Linked DNA regions of Homo sapiens: region 1 is linked to region 2. Evidence: chromatin contacts called from ENCODE Hi-C or POLR2A ChIA-PET data. All regions are on one chromosome and are shown on one strand. Each heading gives the region's core, a stretch centred on a gene start or an enhancer-like site at or near the end of the contact. The rest is flanking DNA. Distances are from core to core; before and after follow the strand shown. Region 1 holds the start of AKR1C3 (aldo-keto reductase family 1 member C3). Region 2 overlaps LOC107984198 (a long non-coding RNA gene).

Region 1 (2,953 bases), core at 49-2,548, 53 kb after region 2:
ACCCCAGCTTCCCCTCAATGGGTTAGACGGACTATTGCACGTCTCTTCCCCTAATCTCTTGCCCTTGGCATCATACTACATTTCTACTCAGCACCCCCATAAATAAATAAGTTTATTTTAGTCAATTTCAGATCACTTCTTGACGCGTCCATGAGACAAGTAGGGGCCTTTTGATCCACCATATTGCTGAAATCACTCTGTAAAAGCTTTCAATGATTTTATATTATATTGTATCAATGTATAATAATTAACTTATTTCTCAACTTACTTTTTGGTTATTATTTGAGGAAAAGTAAATAGAACGAAATCAGGGCATTGCAAGTTCTGACAACTCCAAGATGTTGATAATGTATTGTGCAAACTACATTCATCATGTTCTAATCTGCCCTCCAAAGGAAGGAACAAGTGAAAACTATCCCACATGAGAATTATTCATCCATTTATATGTAATTAATTTCCAGTTTTTCCTTACAAATAATGTTTAACAAGATGACAGATTATATAAAATGGTTATCAGTTTTTTGGCTAGTTACTTCTTGATAGTCTGTAATAAACCTGGTTGAAGAACAAATACTATTAAGGCACTGCTTGCATATATTAAATGATGTCCAAACTCCAAAAACTGTTAATAATTAACACTCCAATAAAAACTACACCAGAATTTCTTTTTATTTGCACCCTCATCAGGATTACAGCTTTATCAGGACTGCATCTTCTTCAGAAATGAATATTTCTCTTACAACGCAAAGAAAGAAAAATCAAAATAAATTTTCTGATTGAAAATGTAAAAAGGCAAATATTTTTACAGTTTTAACTTTAATTTTTTATTGAGGACCAACTATTTGAAAAATTCTCATTAGTCATTCCTTTAAATTATGTGTATGTGAGAGAAAGACGTAAGATGGTTAATTATTTCAAATGATGCAGTATAAAGAAGGGGCATTATCACGGCAGAAACGAAAAAAGATATTTGTAGCTGGAGGTTTTTATAGTCTAACATATGGTTGCTATTTGTTCTACAAATCCTTTTGAATAATTTAATATAGAGATTTAGAATAGAAAATAATACTTTAGATAGAAATTAATGAGTTTATTATAACCATATATTATAATAATTTACTTAGGAATTCTCTTTGATAAGAAACAAATGAACTGAATGCAATTTTCTCCACAGACCATATAAGACTGCCTATGTACCTCCTCCTACATGCCATTGGTTAACCATCAGTCAGTTTGCAGGGGTGGGGGGAGGGGTTTCCTGCCCATTGTTTTTGTAATCTCTGAGGAGAAGCAGCAGCAAACATTTGCTAGTCAGACAAGTGACAGGGAATGGATTCCAAACACCAGTGTGTAAAGCTAAATGATGGCCACTTCATGCCTGTATTGGGATTTGGCACCTATGCACCTCCAGAGGTAAGAATAATTCCTTTTAGTTTTCGGATTTCAAAAGAATAAACCTAGTAGAAGTGAAACCCGTATTGGGTTGTAAGGTTCGTGTTCCTACCTTACTCTGGATGACTCACTGGTCTAGGTTTCCTAGGCTAGGAGAAAAAAGTAGGCAATCCTTGTTCTGCATTGAGGTCCATTCCTATGGTCACGTACTGCTTATTTTTCGTTTGTGCACTGTTTCTTTCTTCTGTTCATGTCTAGTTCCCAGCTTGGCAGAATATGTAAAACTCAGTATTGAAGAACACTGTTGGTCATCTCCCTCTGGTGGAGATTAATTGCAATAGGAGTGATTTCTCTGTTTCTACAACTGAAGAAATCTTTCCATCTTCCAAGAACATACGATCCAGAGAAATACTTATAGCAAAAATTACTGGATATGGTGTGCACAAAACTGTCGGCAGAGTATCACTGTTCTGATGGGCGGCAGTGAGTGCCACCCAGTATTACCGGACCTGGACTAGAGTTTCCACTGTACTATTTCACTTTTAAAAAGAACTTCCTGAAAGAAAAAAATACCACCTCATTTTAAGTAAAATCTAGAACCTAACAAAGGAAAGTCTAAATTCTTAGTCCTTTTTTGTATGCATCATATTTGTATCAAAGTGGTAGGAGTGGTCTTCTGACACAAAAATGAACAAAATGGAGACCTCATTTTCTAGATAGAACTTGTATTCCAAGACTGTCCTCAGGCTACTAAGTGTGTGAATAGGAACTAATTATTGAAATTTGAGTCTCTCACTTTATCGATAAGTTGTGATGATCTACAAGGATACATTTTCTAGACCAGTGACAAAAGTGGTTTAATTTTTAATATAAATTGGCATGGGCAGGAAATGAAAATAACGACACAACTGAAGCTCCAGCCTTGGTAAACCTTTGAGTGTTGGCACACTTAAAGACTGCTCTCAAAAAAGATTTAAAAAAAAAAAAAAAGACTGTTCTCAGGAGATGGCGGGGAGACCGTTATCTAGTTCCTTGTAATTTCAACGAAACAAGAAAGCTTCTTTAAATACATGTAAAAATGAAAACAGTTTATTTATATTTTTGTCATTAAAAAATACCTTTCAAATCTTTATCCAAATTTGGTCAATAAGTCAGTAATTTTAAATTTCACTGGAATTCTGTCTTTCCTGAAAGAGATAGCCTTATTTTTTATGGCAGAACTGTACCTTAGTAAATTCTTAACAGATTTCAGTGAATTTTTAATGTACAAATCGATATCCTCAGAGTATACATCTTTACCCCTAGTGTTCAGTTCTGTTGTGTAGCCAGAATGACTATGCAGAAAAGACTTAATAGACTACTATTCACAGATGCTTTATTTCCCAAGTGAACCCTAGTTGGGTCGATGTAACTAGCATCCAGTCAAAATCTCAAGAACTGAGACACCAAAGAACATCTCTTGTAGACAGCATTTCCCAAATACGATGTTGGAGGAAGTCTGAGTGAGCATTCTGTGTAATATCACTGGGAGAGAACTCATATGAGCTTGCACCGTTTCCCT
Region 2 (3,163 bases), core at 467-2,966:
TGGTGGAAATTTATATCCAATGGACACATTAAAAGGCATTCCTTCTTCATCTGTTTAAGCCGGAAATCTGTCATCATTAGGGACTGGCATGAATGCACTGTCATTAGTATAAACTTCCACTGAGGAATCCATCCATGAAACAGATCGAATAAGAATGGAAACGGGACATATGCCAGTAGGTGTAATTTTGAGTTGCTGCAGCCCCGGGTATACTTACCACTGCAGTAACTACCATAAAGGCAGCCAAGATAACATTACCCATAGTTTTTGGAATCCCTTTGTCCTGTAGGTGTCTCTCAACCTCTTCGGACATTACTTTTATCTGACCCCCCCACATCAGCAGGGTGGAATTTTAGCATTGGGAGTTATAGGGCGAGGCTGTGAGGCAAACTTGAGATATAAATTGTATTAGTCAGGTGACGAGCCTTGCGTTTTGATTTCTGGCGGCTCTTCTCCTTTTGTTTCTGATGGTTCTTCAGGGCTGGAGTCATGGTACAAATTCAGCTGATGGGAGAGAACCCAAACAGGTTGTTGGTCCTTTCCTGGGGAGACACAAGCAAAACCCCTACTCCATGTTATTACAGTGCGTAATTCCCATTTATTAGTTTTTGTGTCCTTCCACCATACTTGCTTGCCTTTTTGTGGGTCAAATTTATTACCAGCAAAGTGTTGTTCTGCTGCCATGAAAGGTTGGTTCTTGGCCAAATTTAAAAATTTTAATGTGAACAGAGCTAAATTTATCTGAGCATGGGGAGTACTGACATCCCCTTTCTTTTTGTTACCTTGTTTGCGAAGCTGGTCCTTGAGAGGTTTATTAGCTCATTCCACCAGAGGCTGTCCTTGAGAATTATAGGGAATTCCAGTAGTGTGAGTAATGCCCCATGCTTGAGTGAACTTTTTAAAGGCAATGCTGGTATAGCTGGGACCGTTATCAGTTTTAAGCTTAGCAGGGCAGCCCATAACTGAGAAACAAGAAGGCATATGTCATTTAACACGAGCAGTACTTTCTCCTGTTTGGCATGTAACCCAGATGAAATGGGAAAAGGTGTCAAGTGTTACATGTATGAAAGAAAGTCTCCCAAAAGCTGGAAAGTGGGTCACGTCCATTTGCCAGAGTGTGTTGGGGGAAAAGCCTCTAGGATTAACTCTGGAAGGAAGTGGTTGTAGGATTAACTCCGGAAGGAATTGGTTGTAGGATTAACTCCGGAAGGAAGTGGTGTAGGATTAACTCTGGAAGGAAGTGGTTGTAGGATTAACTGCCGAAGGAAGTGGTTGTAAAATTAACTCTTGGCCAGAGGGACAGTGCCGTACTATGGTTTTTGCCTGTTTCCATGTGGGAGGGAACTTGCTTCTGAGTCCTGCAGCATTGACATGAGTTAGGGCACGACAATTTCGCATGTCCATAAAAATGGATGTGGCTAAAGCATCAGCTCTGGCATTTACAGCTGAAAGAGGTCCTGGAAGTGATGTATGGGCTCAAATATGAGTAATGTAAAAGGGGGCACAGTGTGCTCTGAGAACTGTCTAAGACTTTTGAAAAAGTGAAAGTAAACTTTCCTCAGGCAAAAATTTAACACCGTTTCTATGTTGTGGGCAACATGCACGAGGTATGCAGAATCAGAAACAATGTTGACAGACTCAGGAAAATCCTCAAGGACAGTCATAACAGTGCTAAGTTCAGCTCGCTGTACAGAAATAGGTCCTGTGTTAAGAACGCGTTCCCATGGTCCTGTGTATACAGCACGGCCATTAGAGGAAGCATCAGTAAATATAGTAACGGCTCCAGTTAATGGAATACTTCTGGTAATATTAGGTAAAATCCAGGAAGTGAGTTTCAGGAACTGGAACAATTTTACATTAGGGTAATGATTGTCAATTATACCAGGGAAATGGGCCAAATTTACCTGCCAAATAACACAATTTGTAAATGCTTGTCAGAGTTGTTGACGGTTTAAGGGAAGAATAATTTTTTGAGATTCCTGTCCCAAAAGTCATAAAAGATGGGAACAGGCTTGCCTAATGAGGGTAGAAATTTAGTCAAGGTAAATAGTAAGTGTCCTTAGAGAGCTATGGGGAAGAAAACACCATTCAATTATATCATGTTCCTGAGTGATGATCCCTGTTGGAGAGTGTTCAGTGGGAAAAATTAAAATAGTAAAAGGTAATTTGGGATTGAATCTAGTGACCTGAGACCATTGAACTGTTTGTTCAATCAATCATAACTCAGACTCAGCCTCTCTGAGTCTGAGGTTTCTGTAAGAAACCTTTTCCTGTGTAAATCTGGATCCCCACATAATGTGGCAAAAAGGTTTGACATAGCATATGTAGGGATGCCCAAAGAAGGGCAAATCCAATTAATATCCCCAAGTAACTTTTGAAAGTCATTTAAAGTTTTTAAGGCGTCTCTCCTAAGCTGAACTTTTTGTGGTGTAATCAGCTTGTCTTCCAACTGCATGCCCAAATATTGAAAATGAGAGGTAGTTTGAATTTTTTCTGGTGCAATAGTCAAACCTGCTTCTGAAATGGCCTGTTGAATCACAGAAAAGCAGGAAATCAAAATGGTGTATGGGGGGGCTGTGCAGAGGAGATCATCCATGTAGTAAACGATGTAACATCGGGGAAACTGATCCCTGACAGGTTGAAGCACACGCCCCACAAAATACTGACAAATAGTGGGACTATTAAGCATGCCTTGTGGTAGGACTTTCCAATAGTAGCATGTAGCCTGAGCGACATTGTTGAGGGAAGGGACCATAAAAGCAAACTTTTCAAAGTCCTGAGAGGCCAGTGGAATGTTAAAAAAGCAATCTTTAAGATCTATGAGGATTAGAGGCCAATACTCAGCGAGCATAGAGCGGGAGGGTAAGCCAGATTGTAATGTCCCCAGAGGTTGAAGTACAGCATTAACTGCCCTAAGATGAGTGAGCATTCTCTGTTTTCCAGATTTCTTTTGGATAACAAAGACAAGTGAATTCCATGGAGAGAAAGATTCCTCAATGTGTCCCAATTCTAACTGTTCCAGGACTAAATTATGGAGCGCCTCCAGCTTATTTTTTGGGAGCGGCCACTGATCCACCCAAACTGGCTGAGTTTTCAAGTCAAAGGGATGGCATCTGGAGGCTTGACAGTGACTGCTTCTAAAAAGAATAACCAAGCCCTTTGG

What was found. A loop is a pair of places that touch in the nucleus more often than their neighbours do. ChIA-PET counts read pairs that join two places held with the same protein, here RNA polymerase II (POLR2A). Pooled maps may share reads with other maps.
Region 1: a loop to region 2 is called in a map of A673, with 5 times the contacts of the local background. The contact joins the promoter of AKR1C3 here to the enhancer-like site in region 2. A Hi-C loop is called at or near these places in 5 of 168 maps with a recorded cell type or tissue (A673, Calu3, aorta and 2 more) and 5 of 50 pooled maps. POLR2A ChIA-PET finds 5 or more read pairs at or near these places in 3 of 52 experiments (A673, Caco-2 and MCF 10A).

The regions. Positions count from the first base shown.
Region 1 is chr10:5,093,116-5,096,068 of GRCh38, forward strand. AKR1C3 (aldo-keto reductase family 1 member C3) reads left to right here and starts at 1,299. Exons shown (of 9, transcript NM_003739.6): 1 at 1,299-1,413. The coding sequence starts at 1,330. LOC124900291 (U8 small nucleolar RNA) reads right to left here and starts at 428; the gene lies at 293-428. RefSeq lists an enhancer at 1,142-1,436.
Region 2 is chr10:5,040,135-5,043,297 of GRCh38, forward strand. All of the region lies in intron 3 of LOC107984198 (a long non-coding RNA gene), which reads left to right. Among named protein-coding and RNA genes, the nearest start is that of AKR1C2, 38 kb to the left of the region's middle. Within about 2 kb of position 1,717, at least 4 of the 41 ENCODE cell types and tissues checked have a DNase peak (open chromatin) inside an H3K27ac peak, as active enhancers do; they include A673, where a contact is called at or near this core.